Regions from separate parts of the Homo sapiens genome. Here all the other regions are linked to region 3. Evidence: chromatin loops called from intact Hi-C (ENCODE). Cell type or tissue: PC-9. All regions are shown on one strand.

Evidence for each region. Peaks named below come from ENCODE experiments on the same cell type or tissue, not always from the same donor. Only the 100,000 strongest peaks of a DNase experiment are listed, where the experiment ranks them.
Region 1: it touches region 3 in a loop (5-fold over the local background); 4 of 110 quality-filtered maps call a loop at or near these places.
Region 2: a loop joins it to region 3, with 6 times the contacts of the local background. A loop is called at or near these places in 10 of 110 quality-filtered maps.

Annotation. Positions count from the first base shown.
Region 1 is chr6:158,768,677-158,776,676 of GRCh38, reverse strand. It overlaps EZR (ezrin), which reads left to right. Exons shown (of 14, transcript NM_001111077.2): 8 at 173-269; 9 at 5,270-5,433; 10 at 5,783-5,913; 11 at 6,733-6,893; 12 at 7,259-7,351. Among named protein-coding and RNA genes, the nearest start is that of MIR3918, 7.9 kb to the right of the region's middle. RefSeq lists an enhancer at 2,879-4,078 and a silencer at 5,016-5,222. In PC-9, no CTCF peak of the experiment used is centred here; DNase peaks (open chromatin) are centred at 2,556 and 3,706; H3K4me3 peaks cover 505 bases; H3K27ac peaks cover 8,000 bases.
Region 2 is chr6:158,908,709-158,916,708 of GRCh38, reverse strand. It overlaps LINC02901 (long intergenic non-protein coding RNA 2901), which reads right to left. Exons shown (of 3, transcript NR_160980.1): 3 at 6,356-6,742. Among named protein-coding and RNA genes, the nearest start is that of LINC02901, 43 kb to the right of the region's middle. RefSeq lists enhancers at 5,113-5,906, 5,907-6,700. In PC-9, no CTCF peak of the experiment used is centred here; DNase peaks (open chromatin) are centred at 4,768 and 6,138; H3K4me3 peaks cover 1,599 bases; H3K27ac peaks cover 4,257 bases.
Region 3 is chr6:158,849,295-158,857,294 of GRCh38, reverse strand. It overlaps LOC124901448 (a long non-coding RNA gene), which reads right to left and starts at 3,707. Exons shown (of 2, transcript XR_007059836.1): 1 at 3,551-3,707; 2 at 28-233. It also overlaps the pseudogene OSTCP1. RefSeq lists enhancers at 1,497-2,021, 2,022-2,546, 2,730-2,809, 3,073-3,596, 3,583-3,692 and 3 more. In PC-9, no CTCF peak of the experiment used is centred here; DNase peaks (open chromatin) are centred at 2,694, 3,684, 6,604 and 7,244; H3K4me3 peaks cover 4,004 bases; H3K27ac peaks cover 8,000 bases.

The sequences.
Region 1 (8,000 bases), 81 kb after region 3:
TAACCTAGGACAGGTGGGAACTATTTGATAATAGCATATAACACATTGTGCCTCTTGGGTTAGCTTCATATTATTTTAATTGAACTAATAAGAATTGATTTGCGAATCTCTCTTAGCCAATCCAAGAACATATGTATACATCTAACCATCCACTTCTTCTTTTTAACCTCAGGTTAACCCCAAAGATTGGCTTTCCTTGGAGTGAAATCAGGAACATCTCTTTCAATGACAAAAAGTTTGTCATTAAACCCATCGACAAGAAGGCACCTGTAAGTTCCAAAGGATTCTATTCAGGGGCTACTGTTTTTCATTCTTATACTTGTCAGGGTAACGGACAAGTTATACTGTGACGAGTAGCCAGTGATAGTCCAAACTCCTCATGAGGTTACATTGAGGGCCAGAGATCCTGTGGGCCAGGCAATTGCTGCAGGGGAGACCACTTAACTTTTCAAATGATTCTCATTCCTTATGAAGAAAAGGGCAGTTCTGAGCCATTGGCCAAATGATAAGCATTTCCCAAAATGCTGTGTTTTTGGTGTGGAGAGCCAGCCTGTCCCCTTGACCACCTGGGTGCAGGGACTCTCCCCGGCACCTGACGGACAGTGGGACCTGCGAGTCTCAAGGGCCAGATTTGCCTTTCAGAGCTGTCCTGGAACTTACCCAAGATAGGGACAGTCAGACTTGCACCCAAGCATTGCTGGTGCCCAAGGTTTCATCGGGGCTTCACCCACTTCTGTTGTCAGAGGTGTGCATCCTCACACAGGTGACACTGGCAGGCAGTCATTTTGGGAGGACATGGTAAGAAGGCGACACTTTATGTCCTGAAATCTGATAGTATTGATTGTAATAGCTGCAAAGACCAGTGCATTATGTAAATTTGGTTTTATTTATTCTGCTGACATTTAAACTTTTGTTAACTCAGAATATTTGAGACATACGCACATAACTGTAGCATTGTAGAATGGGTAAGGATTTTGTTATCTAATCAGAAATCTAGTTCTCTAAAAAATTGCCACCTGAAGAAATTCTGTTACCACCTTAGAGCCTGTTCTGAATTTTACGAAAATTATAGATTGGAAAGGACTTTGTGTTCTCATGTAATTTTGGTTCCTTAGTTACAGTGTTAAGCTTGGAGAGGCAAACATGGGCTGTGGTCCATACCTTGGTTGTCTTGTTAACCCTTTTGGGACTGGGTACTGCTTAGCAATGGTAAATCCACTTAGAACAGTATGTGGTGTTATTGTCCTGTTACTTCTCCCCACATACAGGTTTGTCTAGCATAATTTAAAATCAGCAGGTCTTGACAATTTTGTGAAAGTATTTTCTTCTTTGTTAAAAACGTCTTGGCCAGGCTCAGTGGCTCACGCCTGTAATCCCAGGACCTTGGGAGGCTGAGATGGCCGAATCACGAGGTCAGGAGTTCGAGACCAGCCTGGCCAACACAGTGAAAACCCCATCTCTACTAAAAATACAAAAATTATCTGGGCGTGGTGGTGGGCGCCTGTAATCTCAGCTGCTCGGGAGGCTGAGGCAGGAGAATCGCTTGAACCCAGGAAGCAGAGGTTGCAGTGAGCTGAGATCGCCACTGCACTCAAGCCTGGGTGACAGAGCTAGACTCCGTCTCAAAAAAAAAAAAAAAAAAGGGCTCCTGCTGTTTGCAAACTCTTGGCTGCTACTCTGTGGGTAGTTGCACGGTTATTTAAAATTAAACGCGTATTGAATGCAGACTCTAAGGCTCCATGGCAGCAGTTCATATTATGCAACAGCATGAATGGAGGGTCATAGCGTCTTCATGTCACTTGGGTAGTAAGATTGGCACAGTTTAGAAGAGCAAGAAAATGCTGAAATCTCTTCATCAGTAGGCTACTACGTACTCTGTGACGCTACTGCCTTTTCAGAACACTTATTAAAAATTTGACTAGAGCAGCAGCTCTGGACTAGACTGTTTCAGAATGTTTGTGCGTGTGTGTGTGTGTGTGTGTGTGTGTGTGTGTGTGTGTGTGTTTGATGATAAGTCCATCTCTTGAAAAGCTGAAGAATATTTTCATAATAAGCCCCAAGCAGAAGCCATTGTAACGCATCTCGTGCATGTGCCTTTATTATAGAGTAGCCTCATGTGAAGCCATCTCGTAAGCAAAAGAAACATTCGCTGGTGGCACGCTGTCCCAGGCACTCTTCCAGGGCTGTGTGCACCATCAACAAGGCAAAGCTCCTACCCTGGTGAGCCTACATTTACGTGAAGGAAAGGGTTAAAAAGGCAACTGAGATGCTTCCTGGTAGTAAATTTAACAGTACAGCTGTGATTAAAAACTAAGCCGGATCAGAAGATGGGGGTGAGATTCCTTTAGGCAGGTTGGGCAGGAGCCACACTGAGGAGGCAGCATTTGCCTTGAGTGGGCACTGCTGGTTTGAGGAGGTGGAGTTCTGTCACCCCCACAGCACCCCAGGGCTGCTCGAGGCACTGCCCCACCTCAGTCTGTAAACTTTGGGCAGAAGAAGTTCAAGTTTTCGACATCGAACTTTCTTGTAAAAAAGAAGAGGCCCAAAGTTTGAGGCGGTGGGATTCCTTATCTTGTGTTGACTTTCACGGGTCATCTTCACCCCAGGCGGTTTCTGCTGTGAACTCACAAATGAGTCTTTGTCCAGTTCTCACCCAACAACTGGCGTCTCCTTTTTAAAAGCCAGCTTCTCTTCCCTGCCAAGGTGCATACAGCAGTTTGGGGCCACACTTTGGCTCTTTAGATGGGACCTTGTATACAGCTGACACGGCCTGCCCAGGTGACACTATGAGGGGCTGAGGCGGCTGCCTTTTCCCTTTCAAAAGGGCGTTTTGTTCCTGTGGCCTTGTGGAAAAGGCAGAAGGCTCTGAGGCATCTGAAATTTGGAGAAAGTAAGCAGCGTTTCCGCTCTGACTCCTCGGACGCTTCCCCCACGTGACCTTCCCAGGAGCCCCGCTGCCTTTTTGCCTCCCGCGGCTGCCTCCTGCCATCTCTGCGGCCAGATGAGCCTTGGGATTGGCCTCTTGTGGGAGAGTTTCCTGGCATCCTGGGGACTTGAAAAGGGGCTCTTTTACCTTCTCTCCTTCTGTATTTGTAGGGTCTTGGGTTTATTTTTCTTGAACTTTCCTTGTGCCTGGTTTGCATTTTTACCTTGCTGGTCCTCGGCCAGTTTAAAAACCCTGCTCCAGGTCTTGTCGTGTTGTGGTTCTGCATCAGGAAGCTGCATCCTGCATCAGGTTAGGGACTTGGATTTAGAAACATTTCAGTATGAGTCTTTGTTTTAACTTGAAGTGAGAAACCGGCTTCCTTCAAAGGCACTGGGAGAGATTTCCTGCCAGGCACCATCCTCCCTCACCCACTGGCAGTGGACTCCCCAAATTCTGGTTCCCGTTGCTGGCAGGACCTGTCTTCTGCAGGGAAAGGGAGAGAGGGAGACATTGTTATGTTAACCATTGAGGTTTTTCATTGATCCCCCCACCCATGCACCCCCACAACCCCATAAAGGGGAGTTGGTGCTAATCAGCGTTTTCTGAGTCAGGGCCTATTTGGTAGAGTCCTCCAAAGCTGTAATGCAGGATTGTTTCCTCTTGTGTAATAAGGGATAGGTGGGTCATAAAAATGCCGATTGCTCCCAGCTCCACAGACTCCTCCCTGGGAAACCCAATGACTTAACAGCAAGGGTGTGAAACCCCAAAGACAGCCCCACCCAGGAAGTTCATGGGCTCTCAGGGCTTGGCATCACCTCTCACCCTAGGATTTCTGGAACAGATGAAAAGACTGAAGCTAAATAGATTCTTCTCGGATGTGTTGATGAGCCCGCTCAGCCGGTTCCTCGTTAGGTCTCAGAAGTTGCTGTGGGATATATCGCACTGTTTTTTTGTTTTAGCCACCCTGTCCCTCTGTTCCAAATGGTCAGAAGCTGGATGCTGGGGGCCCTGAGGTTAAGAGGAAGCCAACAGAGTCACTGAAAAATAACTTTTCATGGGAGTTTCTAAACCATATTCTTCTGTCTTGTAAGCTAATCACAGCAGTAGCAAGGAGTTGGGACCAAGATTGTCAGCTGTGTCCCAAATGTTTCCAGTCATGGTCACGAGTTTCCCGAAGGCTGTGATTCTGCCTTGTTTTCCAGGAGGCTCCTCTGGTTGTGGTCTTGCAAGGCACTAGCAATTGGAGTGACCGCTGTGTGTGTCAGCCAGCTCTTCCTGCGCCGAGCACCTCCTGAACGTCACCGATAAGGCGGGGACGCCAGCATCTAATGGGACTGCTGGGAGGATTGAGTCCCATATCTGAAGTCCCTTGAGATACCGGCATCCCTGCCTTATGGTTGAAGGCACTGAGCCTGGTGAAGGGATGTGCTCAAGGCTGTGGAGCTCGCACGTGGCTGTCTGTGCTGCACGAGCTGGCAGTGCCTGGCAGGTACTGCACACCTCAAATACCCTGGGAAGATAAGAGATGAGTGAATGTGTGGCCCCTGCCCTTGGGAGCTGATGGCCTCATAGGAGTGAGATGCTGAAAGGAGTCACTGGAGTGAAGTGACAGTGCCACTGCGGCGAGTACCTGTAGCTGGTGTGGCAGGAGCAGGGCTGGATAGCTTTGAGGAGAGAGAACCGAGTGCACAGCGGAGGCTGGGCCCAGAGCTGGAAGGTCTCTGTGTGGGTTGGGCCCAGGCCCTGGAGCTCATCCTGGAGCTCCCAGGCTGGCAGTGATGGGTCGGGGTGGTGACCCAGTCAGTGTAGCAATAACAGTGTGGGAGGGGAGGCTGTGGCAGAGGAGACAGGAAGCCCAAATAGCAGCAGAGGCAGTCCAGGCAAGCATCGGGGATGGGGAGCAGCAGTGAGGCTGGAGAGGACATCATGAAAGGTGGCTACCTGGAAGAGCAGGCAGCTCTGAGACTTGAAAGGTTTCCCAAGGCTGAGAGTTCTCACCTTGGAAAAGCTTTGCAGTTAACGTGCAGTGGCATTTCAGTGTGCATGCAGGATGTCCCTACCCACACACAACTGCACACACACGCGGCACCTGCCCTTCCTCCACCCGTCCCAGAGAATGCACTTTCCCAGTGCTACATACCCACACATAACCGCACACACACGCGGCACGTGCCCTTCCTCCATCTGTCCTGGAGAATGCACATTCCTAGTGCCGAGATGCTGCCATCCCTGTTCTGCTACATTTGTTCTTTTAGAAAAGTTCTGGACCTTTGTGAAGGATGGTTTGGAGAAGAAAACCAAACGAAGGAGCTTGAGTCCAGGTGGCCCTGTTCTGTTTTGTAGGACTTTGTGTTTTATGCCCCACGTCTGAGAATCAACAAGCGGATCCTGCAGCTCTGCATGGGCAACCATGAGTTGTATATGCGCCGCAGGAAGCCTGACACCATCGAGGTGCAGCAGATGAAGGCCCAGGCCCGGGAGGAGAAGCATCAGAAGCAGCTGGAGCGGTGAGCGCGTGAGGCCAGAGTGGGGGGGGCCTGTGTTCTCCCAACTCAGCCACTGGCAGCCAGTGCCTGTCAGGTGACTGTGGAGCTGATGGGGAGAGTGTGGTGGAATGGAACCCAGTCACCACGCTGGGATCTTCGAGGCCTTTGTCTCTGGGCGGTTGCTGTGGTGCTGAGCCTGTTGTCAGCCCTGGAGCGGCTGCTCCGTCAGGCAGCTCAGGCTGGCAGCAGGCTAGGGTGGCCCTCAGGATACCAAGTCCATCCTGGAGCTTCAAGTACCCGTGAAGTGTGTTGACCCCTCACTTTCCTGCCAGAGTCTAAATCTCCCTGTGCCTCTTTTTCCCTGCACCAGGCAACAGCTGGAAACAGAGAAGAAAAGGAGAGAAACCGTGGAGAGAGAGAAAGAGCAGATGATGCGCGAGAAGGAGGAGTTGATGCTGCGGCTGCAGGACTATGAGGAGAAGACAAAGAAGGCAGAGAGAGGTCAGGCGCCCTGGGGCTGGCACTCTACACTGGGTCATGCATTTCCACAGAGTAGCAGGGGCCACACCCACCCACCCACTCACCAGGAAGGAAACCAAGAACGTGTCCCACAGCGCAGACTCACAGCCGAAATGATAAAATGGTTATTTGGTTTGGAAAACAGTTCTGTACTTATTTAACTTTGATGCTAGTTGTTCTAAGACTTTGTATTTTAAAATTTCCCTAGTCTTTTGCGGTAAGTGCTCAATCACCCAGTTTCCCCGATGAGGACAGTAAGGTTTGGTGCGGTACAGTGATTTGCCCACAGTCCCCCAGCCCATGACTGACAGGGCCATGCTGCACTGCCCTCGACCTCTAGACTAAAACCCAAAGGCGTGTTCAGAGCCAGACTTCCCAGCACAGCTCCAGTCAACAACCCCAGCAGCTGGGCCGATTACACAAGGCGCCACAGATGCTGTATTCACTGGCAGCCCTTACAGCACACATGGGAAGGGTGTTCTGTGTTCTGAGTGGAGTGTGGACCACCAGCACAGCGGGCGGCTGACCTGGGGAGAGTAGCGCCAAGAGGGTTGAGTCAGGCATGCCAGAGAGAGGGCGCCTGGCTGGCGTTGGACGGGTTTCTAGCCATCTTGAGGAAGTTGTCATGGATACAGCAGCAATGAGCTCTGTGAAGTGCTTTCCTCCAGGGTCACTGGAAGACATCCCCTCAACCTGTGACTTGGTCTAGGGCTCTGTGGCTTTGGGGGTGGGAATGGAAAGCGAGGGCTCCTAGGTCCCTGGGCTGAGGGTTTGAATGGCTCTGGCTTTGTGTCTTTGCAGAGCTCTCGGAGCAGATTCAGAGGGCCCTGCAGCTGGAGGAGGAGAGGAAGCGGGCACAGGAGGAGGCCGAGCGCCTAGAGGCTGACCGTATGGCTGCACTGCGGGCTAAGGAGGAGCTGGAGAGACAGGCGGTGGATCAGATAAAGAGCCAGGAGCAGCTGGTAGGAATGGCCTGAGTTTCAAGATGCTGAATTATAGAGAGGCTGCTTCTGAGGATGGAAAATGTGACACCTGCCTTGTAATAATTGTCATGACTGGAAGCTGTAAACTGATCTGCTGGGGGGCTGAAGGCAGCTGGTGGGGAAGGGGCTGGGCTGTTGCCAGGGTCACCCATTGAAGGTGGGTGTGGGCATCCAGGAAGAGATGCCGGGGGTGCACAATGGACCCTGCTGGCCATGGAGTGGGGGTGGCGGGGACTCAGGTGTCACGTTGGAGACTGCTTGCCAACACACATGAACACTCATTCACAACTGGACTCCGTTGAAAGGATATCAGAACTGACGTGAGCTTGGCATTCCCTTCCCAGGCTGCGGAGCTTGCAGAATACACTGCCAAGATTGCCCTCCTGGAAGAGGCGCGGAGGCGCAAGGAGGATGAAGTTGAAGAGTGGCAGCACAGGGTGAGTCTGCACGGGGGACACCTCCGCACGGCCACAGCACCTGTTGCCCAATTGCCTGCGGTGGGGCCCTTCTGCAGGTGGGTGGGTTGGGGGAGAGGTCTGGCTCAAGCTGCCACATCCCACTGGAAGCTTCTGGGATGTCTCATGATCCTCTGCCAATACCAGCTGTACTACTGAAGTAGACATCCCCAAAGAGATGGGTTTGACTTTGTACACGAGTCAGTGCAGCTGCTGGATTCATAGAGGGAGGACCTCTGATTGACTTTCACCCACTTTGCTCCCTCCACCCCGAACTGTTCAGTGCTGATCTGACAGCCCCCGGTCAGGAACTGGTTTTAAATCTAATTATATATGTGCCCCTTGCAATGGGGTCGCAGTGCCTGAAACACGACCTCCTGCAGCTAGTATATACAGCGGGCACCATGGAAAGATCCAGCTCCTTGGACGTCTCCAGGCTGGAGTGAGAGCTGGGCTCTGCTGCTCATCAGCTATTTGGGGGCTAGTAGCATCACTTCTTCAAGCCTCATTTTCCTCATTGTAGAATGGGGGCAATACCCAACTCATAAGGTTGCTCTGCAGATGCGAGGTCCCATGCCCAGGACCTAGCACAGAGGTTTAGTCAGCTGTAGCTCTCATTGTGGGACGCACA
Region 2 (8,000 bases), 59 kb before region 3:
TTCCGTCGTGAAAGGTTTCAAGTATTCAGAGGAGGTTAAGAAGAATAAAAAGCTTATAACAAAACAACCTCTGTTTCCAAAGTGCTAAATAATGAAAAATGTGGTGTGAAAACGTCACTAAATTCCATTTAAACATCCGAAGTTCAGTCAAGGGAAAAGCAAGTATTAAAGTCAGTGACAGAGTCATGAAAACTCAGCGGCTTCGATACTAGTGGGTAAGTCAGCAAGGTGTTTGTACAAGGAAACCAGGCACCTGGACAATTTCCTAAAACCGGCCCCAACTGGAGAAAGTGATATGGAACCTAAATACTTAGGATGTCTAATAGCTACAGCTATTTTGAGAAGAGGAGAAAATCTTTGCCTAGTAAAACCATGATTCTCAGGCATCCACATCTCCAGAACTCTCAGGCTTTCAAACTGGGTCCCAATCAGGAGATACTAAACACACACACATATACTGACATACGAAGATACCTGGGATATTTTTGCATCTCTTTTTTTTTTTTTTTTTTTTGGAGATGGAGTCTTGCGACTGTCACCCAGGCTGGAGTGCAGTGGCTCAATCTCAGCTCACTGCAACCTCTGGCTCGTGGGTTCAAGCAATTCTCCCGCCTCAGCCACTCGAGTAGCTGGGACTACAGGCGCACACCACCACACCTGGCTAATTTTTGTATTTTAGTAGAGATGGGGTTTCACCATGTTGGCCAGGCTGATCTTGAACTCCTGACTCGTGATCCACCCACCTCAGCCTCCCAAAGTGCTGTGACTACAGGTGTGAGACACCATGCCCGGCCTCCATCTCTTCATTTTCTAAATCAATTAAACATGGCTTGGCCCTCAGTCCCCGACCTGGCAGATAATCCAGTCTGAGCCATGTTTTGGGGATTGCACTCTCCACACCCCTTGGGCTCATGTAGGAACTCCTGGGCCTGTGCAGTCCACAGAAGTCCAACTGGAGGAAGGTCCTATGGATCTGGGGTTGCTGGCATAACTCATGTGGCCTCACAAAGGTGGGTGGCACCCCTTCTTCCTGGCTGAGCCTCACATGAAGATCTGAGCCAAGAAGTCCAGGCTTTCAGGTGGGGCTGGCAGCTCTCCAGGGGCAACTCAGGTGCCCACTGAAGACACTGCAGGCACACAGTGCACCGTCCCACCCCCCGCCCCAAGGAAATCCCCCAAAGGCCTAAACCTAAGCCATCCACCTTGACTCCAGGTTGCACCACTTCCCTCTTCCTGCCAGTGAGCAGCCTCCTTCCTTCCCACTGGCGGTCCTAATAACTTCCCTCCCTCAACAAGAGGGATAATGAGACTCTAGCCCAGATATTACAAACCAGATGCCTGAAGGCAAAATTCTGAGTTGTTTTGACCATACTCTATTTTTACTACTTGCCAACACTTTACAAAATCGAATTTTCATGTAAAAACCCAGCTTCCTGTCTTCAGGTGCACTGGCAAGACCAGGCCCACAGTCCCAGAAGCCGTAACTGGTTGGAGCCGACCGACAGCGTTCCATGGGACATGTGTTCTCTGCTTTGCCACAGTCTCCACTCCTCCCTTTCGTAGCACCGGGAACACTTTACAAATTTACATAACCTACCTGACCCCTGTGAGATGTGAACTTTGCAGTCTACCCTCAAGGTCTCAAAGGTTGGCTGCCTTTCTGGGATTAGGAAAGGATTCATTCTTTCAGATTTCCCAAAGAACAAGGGAAATCATGACGTGCCTGTAGCTTCTCCTGTTGTTACATCCACATGGAGCCCCCCAATGGGAAAGCAGGGAAAGCTGGATATGGGCCCCCAGCTTTCCCATCTCACATGGCCTGCAGCAGTGGTCCACCCACATGTTAAGGAAAAGATTATTCTCACCCTTGTTTTTGTGTTGTTTTTGTTTTTGGTTTTTTGGGGTTTTTTTGTTTGTTTGTTTGTTTTTTTGATGTAGAGTCTCCCTCTGTCGCCCAGGCTGGAGTGCAGTGGCGCAATCTCGGCTCACTGCAACCTCCACCTCCCAGGTTCAAGCAATTCTCCTGCCTCAACCTCCTTAGTAGCTGGGATTACAGGCGTGCACCACCACACTCAGCTAATTTTTGTATTTTTAGTAGAGACAGGGTTTCACCATGTTGGCCAGGCTGGTTTCAAACTCCTGACATCAGGTGATCCGCCCGCCTAAGCCTCCCAAAGTGCTAGGATTACAGGCGTGAGCCACCACAACTGGCCCTCACCCTTGTTAAAGGACGGACTTTACTCAGGACTATCATGATAGTGACAGGGACCACCGCAATGGGATTTTGCAGCAGGACAGAGAGATAGGGGAAAGTGGGAGTTGTTAGCCATGGAGCAGGGCAGGAGGCTCAGCAGATGGAAAATGATTCAGATGAAACATCAGGCCATGGGGATTCTGGCTATACTCAACTAAGAGGGCTCTTGCTGAAGGCAGGCCAAGGCTATGGTGGGGGCGAGGATTTGATCAGATACGGAGGGTGACCCACTATCGAGGCTAAACTGACTTAGCAGGATTCTTGCTAAAACTGGGATTTTAAGGATGTGTCTAAGGAGAGAGCCTCATTGAAAAACAGCTCAGAGGAGGCTGGGCTAGAGTTTGGTCAAGGAGAGAATCTTTGTCACAGACCTCCCCTCCTCACAGACAGGCCTCTCTCCAACGGGCTAGAAGGACTGTGCCTGGCTGTAAATGGCTGTAAAATGCCTGCCTCTTTCTCCACACTTCAAGGAGACTGAAGGGAAGAGAGGAGAATGCCAGGAGAGGGGCAGCTCCTTAGAGCACGGGGAGGGGCTCTGAGCAGCAGCGCTGGAAGCTGTGATGGGCGGTCGGTCAGTCCCAACAGCAAAAAGAAGGGAGCTGGCCCCAAGGAGACAGGGGACTAGGAGTTTGACACTCAGGAGGAACCAGCAGATTCTGCCCTCTGCACAGAGGTCATGTGACTTGTGCGGCAGGGGCCAGCTCGAGGGGTGGCAGTCACAGTACAAGGTGACACAATAATGGTGAGCCTAGGTTTCAGGCCTGGGTTCCATACCAAATATGTTTATATTTATATCACGACAATCACGGGTGGGAGGTTGTATCTCGCATTATAGAAAAATATTAGAATCTGGGTGTGGTGGCTCACACCTGGAATCCCAACACTTTGGGAGGCCAACGCAGGCAGATTGCTTGAACTCAGGAGTTCAAGACCAGCCTGGGCAACATGGTGAAGTTCTGTCTCTACAAAAATACAAAAATTAGCTGGGGGTGGTGGTGTGTGCCTGTAGTCCCAGCTACTTGGGAGACTGAGGTAGGAGGATCGCTTGAGCCTGGGAGGCAGAGGTTGCAGTGAGCCAAGATTGCACCATTGTACTCCAGCCTGGGTGACAGAGCAAGACCTTGTCTTAAAAAAAAAAAAAAAAAAAGAAAGAAAGCAATGCACAGGCTGGGGGTGGTGGCCCACACCTGTAATCCCAGCACTTTGGGAGGTCAAGGCAGGTGGACCACCTGAGGTCAGGATTTTGAGACCAGCCAGGAGACGGAGGCAGTGAGCCAAAATCATGCCACTGCACTCCAGCCTGGATGACAGAGCAAGACTCCATCTCAAAAAAAAAAAAAAAAAAAAAAAAAGCAATGCACACAATTAAAGGTTGTTGGGTAACTTCGCAGCCCTGAAAGACACTAGGAAGTCTTCCAACATATCTGAATTTCAAAGAAGGCTTGAGATAGAGAAAGACCTTCTTCCTGGGTCCCCCAGCTACCATATACTCTCCAGCCAGCGGTGCTCTCCCAAGTACCTTTGCATAGTGAACAAAGTGCACAGCCATGATCAGCATTATTTCTTCTATTTAACAGTGTGGAATCTACGAGAGGACTTATTGCTCACTGAGCACAGGGAGTGGGGCCTATGAAGTGGGTTCAGTGAACCCAACAGGTATTACTCACTGCTCTGCAATATTTATGGTGCTGGAGATACCCAGCATCCTGGGGTGTAGACTGAGGAGGAAGGGCTAGGCTAGAGGGCAACCTTTCAAAGAATGGAAGCTGTTAAGGCCTCTGGCTGTAGTGGGTGGACAGTGGGCAGAGTGAGAAAGGAGTAACAGTGATGTTAACTAGCATCTAGTAAGTACTTTCCCCATAAGAAGCTCCATGTAAATCACTTTATAAGTATTGTCTCTTTGCATCTTCCCCCACATGAGGTATGTACTATATTATCCCCATTTCACAGGGAAGGAATCTAAGGTTGAAGCAAGTTATATGACCTGCCCAGGCCTCAGTGGTAATAAATGGTAGAGTTGGGGTTTGAACTTAAGTCCCAGGAGTCTGGGAACAACTAAACATAAGGAAAGGGCAAAGGAGACAGAAAAATGAGAAGCTCCCAAAGTGGGTGACTTTAGAGGAGGGAGGTGGCAAAGCAGCCAAGGGGCTGAGCTCTGGGCAGAAGAGGAAGGAGACTAAGCCTCGGGAGGGGCCCCAGGATGGCAACAGATGGGGAGACATTTCCCAGGAGCTGTGAAGGCTGAAAGCAAACTGTGGGCTGGTGGGGAATTAATGGGAGATGAGGAAATGTAGACACGGACAACATGGATGCCTTTACCAAGAAGCCAGGCTGTGGAATAAAGATCAACAGTAACAAACCCCTTCAACGTGTAATTTCATTGTTAGGCCAAACTGGAAGAGAGCCAAAAGCCACCAGGAGCCCAGTCCAAATGTCACCTGCCCACCACACACAGCGGGCTTCCTGTGGTATGAACTATTCACCCCAAATCAGCCTCTTCCCCAGAGCAAACGCCTACCCTGTTGGTATATTTGTAGTCCCTTTCCTGCCTGCCAAGGTGCTGGAAGTAATTGTGCAGGTATGAGCTGGCCAGCCATAGGGCAGCAACCCTCTATGCAGACACAGAATGTCCTGAGCACACCAGGAACTGCAGACACCAGCACCCCACATGACTTCTAGAACTTCCAAGTGCCCACTGATGACATCCTCTGTAAATGCCCCAAGAGAGCAATGCTTTTTTGCCTTGGAAACATCTTTTATACAATCCAGTCTCTCCCAGATCCCTGACCTGAGGCATCGAGGAGAGTTGGTTTGTTTTTAGAAGGCAGCCATTCTTGACAAAATGCACACAAAGATTGGCAGCTATCTGCCTTCCAGGGGCCCCATGAGAGACTAACTCCTCTCCTTCCAACTCCTCTACTTTCAAAGCAAGATGTAGTTTGGGGACAAAATCAGGGAAAGGAGAAACAGGATTTCTTCTCTCCCCGCCACCCGCCATCAGGCTACCAGAGTTTTTAAGGGTAGAGATAGGCTCAGATTTTCCCTGAGGGGTTACGTATACAAAAAATATTCCATAATCATCCAATGGGATCATTACAAATTACTGGATAAAAGCCTTTCTTTCTTCAATCCTCATAGCCCTCTTCTCTTCAAAGAAGTCCACAGAGCTGGAAAAATATAGGAGACAAAAGATTTAAAGACGAATCTAGGGCGAAAACAAAGTGGAAACTTCCCAGCCATGTTCTTGAATGCTAAGCTGAGCCCTGATTCATCAAACACTTTGAATGTGATTCCTAAAATCAATCTTTTCTTTTTCATTTAAAAAAAACAATGCCTACAGGCTCACATTTTGTAGAACAGTGGTGAAAGAGAATTGAAAATATTATTCAAACATATTTTACAACTAACTGAAAAGAACAAACATTTAGAGAAGTGAAAGTCACTGAAATAGGCCTCCCCTGTGCTTTTCTTCAAAGATTTTCTGATGTCAGCTTAGAAGTGAGTTAGAGAAAGGATTAAATACAAAGGAGGGGAGGGGTTCTCTCATCAGCCACCCATGAGAATTGGGAGTTTCTGGCTCAGGCCAGAGAGGCGACTGCCCCTGCCGGGGGACCTCCACCTCTCGGCCACCTTTTTCCACCTGCATAGCCCCTTCCCCCATCAAACTGCACTTAGGAAGGTCAATAATGGTGCTGGTGGTCACATATTCCCTGACGTTCCTGGGTTCAGTTGCTGCTATGTCTTTTTAGATGCTAATTTTATGCTTCACTCAAAGGTTTTCCAAAGAAAGAGGCTTTTAAGTAATGAAAGAATGAATGGGGTTTAAAGCCCTGGCAAGCTGATACCGATCAGTCTCTGGAAAGGTACAAAGCACGCTGTAGAACGGGTTTGGCTTGGAACTGAAACCACGCATCGGAGAAAATATTTGCAACAGAGGGGGTGTCACTGCCACAGGAAACTTAGCAAGGGGCCCATTTCCCAGTATAGTTTAGTTATCTCAAAAGATTTCTTCCCTGTCCAGGTATTATTACCACAGGAGACTGGGAAGAATCACCAGATGAAAATGCTTACATTTAATACTAAAGCTTCCTTGCAAAGCAATAAAAGTTTTATATGATTTAATTTATTAGTTTCATTGTAGAACGATTTTTAACCAGTCTTGTCCGAGACTCAGAATTTTGGTTGACTTTTGTACTTAAATTTACCACGGAATTTTCTTTCCACTTGTAAGATTTAAGTGTTTAACAAGTACTTGCTGGTAAAGGCGCTAACAAAAGCGTTGCTGAGTAACACCAGAACTGTTCACACACTAAAAGGCTGAGACGGGGGAAGAGCAGACGAGGGGGATCTTCTCTGGGGAAAAGATAGAGGCTAGGATGTGCCACCCCTCGGAAGAGCAGATGGACAGCACGACTGCTGCCGTCCCAGCCACCACGGTCCCAGCACCAGACACCGGCTTCGAGTGGTTTCTTATCTTCACTTCTTCCTCTTAAAAAAAAAAGAAAAAAAAATCAAATAATACACAAAGGCATAAAAAATAACACAATCAGCACCTTTTACTCCCCCACTACCCAGCTTAAGAAATAAAACATGATAGGCCGGGCGCGGTGGCTCACGCCTGGAATCCCAGCACTTTGGGATGCCAAGGCGGGCGGATCAGGAGGTCAGGAGATCGAGACCATCCTGGCTAACACGGTGAAACCCCGTCTCTACTAAAAATACAAAAACACATTAGCCCGGTGTGGTGGCGGGTGCCTGTAGTCCCAGCTACTCGGGAGGCTCACTCTGTCACCCAGGCTGGAGTGCAGTGGCGCAATCTCGGCTCACTGAAACCTCTGCTGCCCGGGTTCAAGCAATTCTCCTGTCTCTGCCTCCTGAGTAGCTGGATTATAGGCGCCTGCCGCCATGCCTGGCTAATTTTTGTATTTTTAGTAGAGATGGGGTTTCACCATCTTAGCCAGGCTGGTCTTGAACTCCTGACCTTGTGATCCACCTGTCTCGGCCTCCCAAAGTGCTGGGATTACAGGCATGAGCCACCGCGCCTGGACTTTTTTTTTTTTTTTTTTTTTTTTTGAGATGGAGTCTCGCTTTGTTGCCCAGGCTGGAGTACAGTGGCTCCATCTCGGCTCACTGCAAGCTCCGCCTCCTGGGTTCATGCCCTTCTCCTGCCTCAGCCTCCTGAGTAGCTGGGACTACAGGCACCCACCACCACACCTGGCTAATTTTTGTATTTTTTTAGTGGAGACAGGTTTCACTGTGTTAGCCAGGATGGTCTCGATCTCCTGACCTTGTGATCCGCCCGTTTTGGCCTCCCAAAGGGCTGGGATTACAGGGGTGAGCCACCACACCTGGCCTGGTCTCGATCTCTTGACCTCACAATCTGCCCACCTCGGCCTCCCAAAGTGCTGGGAGTACAGGTGTGAGCCACCATGCCTGGCCTATACTGCACATTTTTAAGCTTTATATGCCCAAAGGTGTGTGGAATCATAAGCAAGTATTTTTTGTGGGGGCGTCTGTCTATATAAACAATTTGAGTTGCCCAAACCAGCATATTAGTACCATTCTGGCAGCCCAATCTTGTGCTATGCCACCTGCCAACAGGAACACCAGCCAACTGCACCAGCCAACAGGAGCAATCTGCTCAGAGTTCTTCCTGGAACCAAGACTTGGACACAAAGGTGCAGCCCAGAGCTGCTAGGGGCATCTGGTCAACCTCAGGAGCTGTGCAAAGGGTGGAGAGGAAAGC
Region 3 (8,000 bases):
TTCAGGTAGCTGAGACTACAGGCGTGCACCATCACACCCAGGTAATTTTTATTTTTTGTAGAGACAGGTTCTCACTATGTTGCCCAGGCTGGTTTTGAACTCCTGGGCTCAAGCAATCCTCCAGCCTTGGCCTCCCAAAGTGCTGGGATTCCAGGTGGGAGCCTCCGCATCCAGTGCAGCCTTGTGTTTCTTCACCTCCTAACTGGGAAGCTTCTCTGCACGCTGGCTAAGTACTGAAAAGAACAGATAGAGAAAGAAAGCAGCATTTATAAAATAATAATGGCCACATAAAAAATTCATGGTTTCAGGCCAGGAGCAGAGGCTTACATCTGTAATCCGAACACTTTGGGAGGCCAAGACAGGAGGATCACCTGAGGCCAGGAGTTCGAGACCAGCCTGGCCAACATGGTGAAATCTCATCTCTATTAAAAATACAAGAATTAGCCAGACATGGTGGTGGATACCTGTAATCCCAACTACTCAGGAGGCTGAGGCAAGAGAATCGCTTGAACCCGGGAGGTGGATGTTGCAGTGAGCTGAAATCGTGCCACTGCACTCCAGCTTGGGCGACAGAGCAAGACTCCATCTCAAAAAAAAAAAAAAAACATGGTTTCATGTACAAATCAATGCAAAAAACCCACAAAGCATTGCATTGGCCTGAAGATTGTTTGCTCTGCCCTGTTAAAGGGAAGAGGAAGAGAGAAAAAGGGATTAAAAAGTGCCAGCAACTTTGGAAAATAAATCACTGCTGTTTAGATTCTTGCCCTGTAATCAACATTCCCAGTTGCTCTTCCAGAGGTCTGGCCCAGCCGGTGCTCGGCGCTGCCTGACACCTCCTACCTTCTGGCTAGTTTATCTTGCAAAGGGAATATTTGGAAAATATGACACCCTCTTCTGCAAGGGCTCAGCAATTCTATTCAGCACAGCTCTTGGCTCTCATGGAGGGCTGGGGCAGGACACAGGCATTAGAACACCTAACACTAAGAAGTACCTATACTGAATCTGGCTATATCTCGGGTAAGACCATGTCCTGATGTCCTTTGGCTAAAACAGAGAGCCTGAAGGACTGTGACATTTCAGTGTAAAAATGAGACTTGTTTCAAATATTTTAAATAACTTTTTCTACCCAATATATTCGTCTTGAATACTCTGAATCCTCTCCCCTGTGTATGCCCAGCGCAGTCACCTTCTTCTAGGCCCCAGGGAATGAGGCCTTGCTGCCGTCTTGTCAAGGCAGGTCCAATTCTCCTGTCCCTCTCAGTGTCACCACTGCCCCGCCCCTTCAGGGCCATGAAGAGGGAGAAGAGAGCCCCTCCAGCCACCAGGGGCCTTCTGTTCTGAAGTATGTTGGCCCAGGGCTCAGAAGTAAACAGGAAGGCCGGGCATGGTGGTTCAGGCCTGTAATCCCAGCACTCTGGGAGGCCGAGGCGGGTGGATCACCTGAGATCAGGAGTTCAAGAGCAGCCTGGCCAACATGGTGAAACCCCGTCTCTACTAAAAATAAAAAAAATTAGCTGGGCGTGGTGGCACATGCCTGTAATACCAGCTGTTCGGGAGGTTGAGGCAGGAGAATTGCTTTAGCCCAGAAGGCAGAGGTTGCAGTGAGCTGAGATCGTGCCACTGCACTCCAGTCTGGGCAACAGAGTGAGACGCCGTCTCAAAAAAAGAAAAAAAAGAAGTCAACAGGAGGGCCGGGCGCGGTGGTGCAGGCCTGTAATCCCAGCACTTTGGGAGGCTGAAGCAGGTGGATCACCTGAGGTCAGGAGTTCCAGACCTGCCTAACGTGGTGAAACCCCGTCTCTACTAAATACAAAAAATTAGCCAGGCATGGTGGCGCATACCTGTAATCCCAGCTACTTGGGAGGCTGAGACAGGAGAATTGCTTGAACCTGGGAGGCAGAGGTTGCAGTGAGCCAAGATCGTGCCACTGCACTCCAGCTTGGGCAAGAAGAGCAAAACTCCATCTCAAAAAAAAAAAAATTGCTTCAGCTAATAATAATAACAATAATAATATGAACAAATATTCTACCACTTATGCTGCCCCAGGCCCTAAGCACTTTATATGTCATCTCATTTAATCTTCACACTACTCCTGTAGGATTGGTATAACTATGCCCATCTTTCAGAGAAGACTAAATGTCAGTGAACCTCCCAGTGAGGCAGAATCCAGTTTTCAAGCTCTTAACTTTCCAACTCCTCCAACGGTCCCTGGCCTTGAATGGGGGACAGTGGCCATACATGATGGGAGTTTGTCAGGTCACTTGTTGCCCCACAAGGTTGATCTGGGGTACCTTTATTCTCCTCCCCACACAATCTTACCACCAGGACCCATCTCAGTGCCCTCACCCCAGGAAGCCTCCTCCCTCCAACTGTACCAGAATCCACCCACCACCCCCTACCACCAAGTCCTCTCTGGTACTCTCAGTATTCAAAGTGTGGCCTACAGAGCAGCAGCCTGGGCACTGCATGGGGGGAACGCAGACTCTCCGCCCCTCCCCCAAATGCACATTTTTAACAAGACCCCAGGTGGCCCCAGTATACCTAGGGGCTCTGTAGTTTGTTTCTTCCTGTTGTGAAAGGAAAAGAAAAACTCTCAGGACCCCAGTTTTTTCTTGGCAACAGGAAAAAATTAAACTAGAAGCTGAGTCATGCAAGAAGCTGCCTTTCTGTTTGTGCCTAAGCAGATAGCTACAGATAAAAGGCTAGATATCCCCACCACAGGCAGCTAAACTCTATGCTCATCTTATGTAAAGCACCAATTTACAGACTGCTAGAGGAAACGTAACTGATTGTTCCTCTTCCTGCTCCTTTTCCCTTGCAACAAGTAGATTCCCATGCCCTTCCTCTTTCCTCTCCAGCCCACTTTTCCCTTTTAAACATCGAGGCCCTCAACATCATCTTGGAAGAACGACACAGACCATAGACTGTTTCTGTGATTCCGTGTTTCTTCCTCCCTGGCCTGTCCTTAACCTTGGCAAAATAAACTTCTCAGTTGATTGAGACCTGTCTCAGATACTTTTTGGTTTACACTGTACAACTGAGCCCTTGATGATCATTGGTTTCCCACAGTCCTTGAATTGTTTGTTAGGCACCCCCTTTGTCTTTCTGGAGAGATTCTAAGTGGAGCGTTCGTTTGCCCAAATCCCCCAAGACTGTCTGAACTGCCTACTGATTCGAGTATAGAGTAGAGCTGGTGATTTGGAGTCCTTGCCCCCAGCATGATTCATCAGAAGCCCAGTTGAATGGTAGCCGAACTGTCACTATTATCCCAATGGCTCCATGGCCTCTCAGACCCCAGCTTCCCTGGCCTTTAATTGCATAAAGGAACACTTGTTTAAGAACACTTGTTCAAGGTCTTCAGGGAAGACCTTGCCGGGAGGTTCATTAAAGAAGCGACACTTTGATTTTTTATGCTGAAAGAACCCAGCCCCAACTCCGGAATTCTCCCCTAGGGCTGCCTCTCTGGCCCCACAGCTCAGGTATCCCAAGTGCACCCAATGCTCAGTGCATTCTTAGTGGTACAGCCCCGCCGAGTCAAAGGGGAAGGTACCTCCTGCAGGCTCTGGAATTTCAGAGCCCTGTCCATAAAAGACTCTATAGGATTCCTGCGGTCTCTGCCAGGCTACTGCCAAGTCCCCAGACATTGTACTTCTCCCATGACCTTTTAAGCAGCTCTCTGTCTTCTTAATCACCCATTTAACATGTGCATTGGCCCTCAAAGAAAAACTACATATTTACTCTTTCTCACTTCCTGTGAGAAGGGTGGGGCCCACCACTGCCTGCTCGGCTGCAGTTTCTGTGACTCACTGTGGGAGGGGCCTTTCATCGGGCAGGGAAGGGATTTGCGTTCTTTGGAATGCAGGTGTGGGCTGCGCCTCCAGAAGGGTTTGCTGATAGAGTTGTGGGAAGGCAAACCTGTTAAGTAACAGCACATTGTGGTGTGTGTGCGTGCATGGTACGTGTGCGTGTATGTGTGTGGTATGGGGGAGGGTGCGTAGTGTTCATGTGATGTTGGAGGGGTATGTGTGTGGTACATGGTGTGTGCATAGTGTGTGGTGTGTGTATGGTGTACCGTGTGTGTGCATGGTGTGTGTTTGGAGGTATGTATATGTGTAAAGTATATGTGTGTGGCATATGGTGTGTGAGTGTGTATGTTGTACTGTGTGTGTGTGTATATGGTGTGGTGTTTGTATGTGTGTGGTGGGGTGTATGGGGTGCATGTGGTATATCTGTGTGTGTGGTATGTGTGACATGAAGGTGTATGGGTGTGTGTGTGGTGAAGGGTCAGTGTGGTATGAGGGTGCACGCGTGTGTGCTATGTGGTGTGTGGTTTCGTGTGGTGAGTGAGGCATATGGTGTGTGCCTGCTCCTCCTTCGGCCCCTTGGAAGAAAGGGCCTTCTGTGTTCTGGTAGCCTTTGGCAGGGCCAGAGTGCCAGAACATTCTCTCTGTAATGAGTGTCTGCTAGTCTACTTGGGTGCAGCCCCAGGCTTGCCCTTACAGAGAATGTACCTCCTTGTGATGGTTGTAGTTGGCGTCAGAGTGTTTTGCCCCATTCTCTGAGAAGGCCAGTCCCAAGCTTTCAGGGTGTGGATCTGGAGGTGGCCTCAAGTCAAGCCATGGAGGCCAGCCTCAGCCTCAGCGTGGCCCCAGCTCAAGGACAAGGGAGCCCTGGGGCTGGGCCGGGCATCTGCACTCACTTACGTGTGCAAGGCCCCCAAGCCTTGGTCCATGTCCAGACCAGACCAGCACAAGATCAAGGAGAGTGCAAACGCCAGGACTTCCTTTCCCTTCTCTGTTTGAGAGCAGGTGTTGTAGTAGGGTTAGGAGTGTGAATTCTGGAACTAGTCTTCTGCTTCCAATCTCAGCAGAGACAGAGTCCCGAGGCAAGCTAACCTCTCTGTGCCTCAGTTTCTTCCCCCATAAAGTGGACAATAGTAGCATCCGCTTCATAGTGTAGTTGTGAGGATTAAAAGGATTAGTTCATGTAAGGAGCTAAGAATAGTAGCTGGCATACAGTAAGCTAACCATTATTCTTTGGGAACATGAATCAATGTCCTAGAGTGTGGCAGGGATGGGATAAGGGAGGCATTTTAATTCTCCAAAACCTGAGAGACAAAGTTCATCCAAAAATGTTTCTATATTGTTGAAAATAAAAGACCTCCATGACACTTCTTCCTGTTCTTGGGGGGATACATTTTTTTGTTTGTTTGTTTGTTTGTTTGTTTGAGACGGAGTTTTGCTCTTGTTGCCCAGGCTGGAGTGCAATGGCGCGATCTCAGCTCACCACAACCTCTGCCTCCCGGGTTCAAACAATTCTCCTGCCTCAGCCTCCCGAGTAGCTGGAATTACAGGCATGCGCCACCATGCCCAGCTAATTTTGTATTTTTAGTAGAGACGGGGTTTCTCCATGTTGGTCAGGCTGGTTTCAAACTCCCAACCTCAGGTGATCTGCCTGCCTCGGCCTCCCAAAGTGCTGGGATTACAGGCGTGAGCCACTGAGCCCAGCTTGGGGGGTACATTTTTAGATGGCATGTTAGCAAAGCTCTAATGCTGCTTAAGGAGAAGACATTACCTTAGGGAAAAATAGTAAACCTATGGGCTGGTATTCAGGCCTAAGTATTTTCCATTTTTAGAATTAACTCCATGGTCTCTAAAATATAGAAGAATATTATCAGGCCAGGCGCAGTGGCTCACGCCTGTAATCCCAGCACTTGGGGAGGCCGAGGCAGGTGAATCACTTGAGGTCAGGAGTTTTACATCAGCCTGGCCAACATGGTGAAACCTCATCTTCTACTAAAAATACAAAAATTAGCAGGGCATGGTGGCAGATGCCTGTAATACCAGCTACTCAGGAGGCTGAGGCAGGAGAATCGCTTGAACCGGAGAGGCAGGGGAGGCAGAGGTTGCTGTAAGCTGAGATCGTACTACTACCCTCCAGCCTGGGAGACTGAGCGAGACTCCATCTCAAAAACAAAATAATAAATAAATAAATAAATAAATAAATCCACGTCACTGGAAAATGCAACAGTATATCAATGATTTGTGCATCCATTCATTCACTTATTCAACAACCGTTCATTTATTGATATAAACTATATGCCAAGTTTTATGTTAGATTGGTATTAAGGCTATAAGGATGCAAGAGATATATGGCCCTGTCTTAATGTGACCATAAGCAGTCTACAACATTTTACATTATAATAGGATCAATAAAAGAAGAAATATAGAAGATACCATAACATATTTACATCAGGATTTGTTAACTAGTTTGGAATTATAAAAGCAAATCTTCTAACATCCCCAAACACAAACATGCTATGCTATCTGTTGAGAAATTCAGAAGCACATTCATAACAGCTGGGGGTAATTTAGAGGTTTACAGTCAGACAAGCCAAACAACAGAAATCATTTGAGAAAAGGAAAAAACCACATCTCCTCAGGCAAATGATTTCTAGAGGTGGCAATGTAAAACAAAAGAATTCAAAAATAGAATAGCATTCCCTTTCATAAGCACTGTTTACTATAATACCACATATTCACGTAAACTCAATGGGTACCTCTTGTACCAAGAAAATCTAATGCTTTCATTAAACAAAAAGAGCACTCTAGTTCTTTAAAGGAAAGGAATTGTTGTCACATAAAACCTATTGCCTAGCAACAAAACAGCAACTCATCACACCTTTCCTCCAGCCATAGACACAGCCTCACCCTCTTGCCTGCTCATTCCTCTTGACTCCAGAGTTCTTTTAATAGTATCTGTGGTTGGAATAACTGAATTTTAAGTTTTAAACACCAGTCAATATAAAGTCCTGCCAATTGCTAAGCATTTAATCCTATAGTCACAGCCTCTGAAATGGCCACATTATAAAACAAGAAAACCAAGGGGCTGGGTTTCCTTTTCTCTTCTTTTTCCTATCCTGAAAACCTCACAGGCAGTGTCCCGAGACACTGTCTCCACCAGGAGCACCGGATGGTCCTTCTCTGGCTTTCATGCTTAGTGTGAAGATGGACTCATGCAACACAGCACTTCTTTTCAGTCTAAACCCATTGTAAAAACCCACGTCTGTTTCAATGCCAGATTCGTTTCATTGCCTATTGCTAAGCCCACATGAGCAACTCATCTCACTTTCAAATGTTATGTCTAACAGAACCATTGGCCACGATGTTTGGAAGTGAGTTGCTAACCAACATTCTATAGAACAGTGTATTCAGTGATATGACTCACAGATAAATTACTTCACCCTCGTGGACCTCAAACTGGGTGTGCCACTTGCTGTAGATCGACTCAGTGCTTAACCCTTCCAAGTACGAGGAAATTCTCACCAGTCTACTTTCTCCACAAAGTCTCAAACATTTCTGAGTGGTGGCAAGGGTGTCTATAGAAGGCAGAAACAGGGAAAACGACAGGACATAGGGGACTACTGCCTCTTAGAGTATGATTTGCTGTTCTTCAAAACTGTGTGTTTCAACTATCAACAGGGGCAGTGATTCTAGGGAAATGCAAATTTCACCAGTTCCACAATTAGACATAAAAACAGGAATAACTCTTTCATCTCTAGTGATATGGGCAGATTTACATCCAAGAGTTCAATATTTCATGAGGTTAAACACATCATCCAGTCCCGTTTGTCACCCTTTTGGAAACGGGCTTTTAAAGTGTGTTTTTCTTTGACAACATTCCAAGGTCTCAAACCCCTAATGCCAGCTAAAAGCCTGAACAGGAGGGAGAGGTCTGTATACTCTACTCTGCGTATGTTCTGCCTAAATGTTTGTACATGTTCTCCTGCACAAATGAACAGGGACCTCACTGTGATGTTAGTGTGAATATTCAGTGGCAGTCATCAAGGACAGATTCCACATTCCCCCATTTCTTTGTGATTTGATGATCTGTCATTTTCTTCCAATCTTCAATCTTCTTTTCCTCTACTTAAGATCAGTTTGTTGTTGTTGTTGTTTGTTTTTGTTTTTGAGATGGAGTCTTGCTCTGTTGCCCAGGCT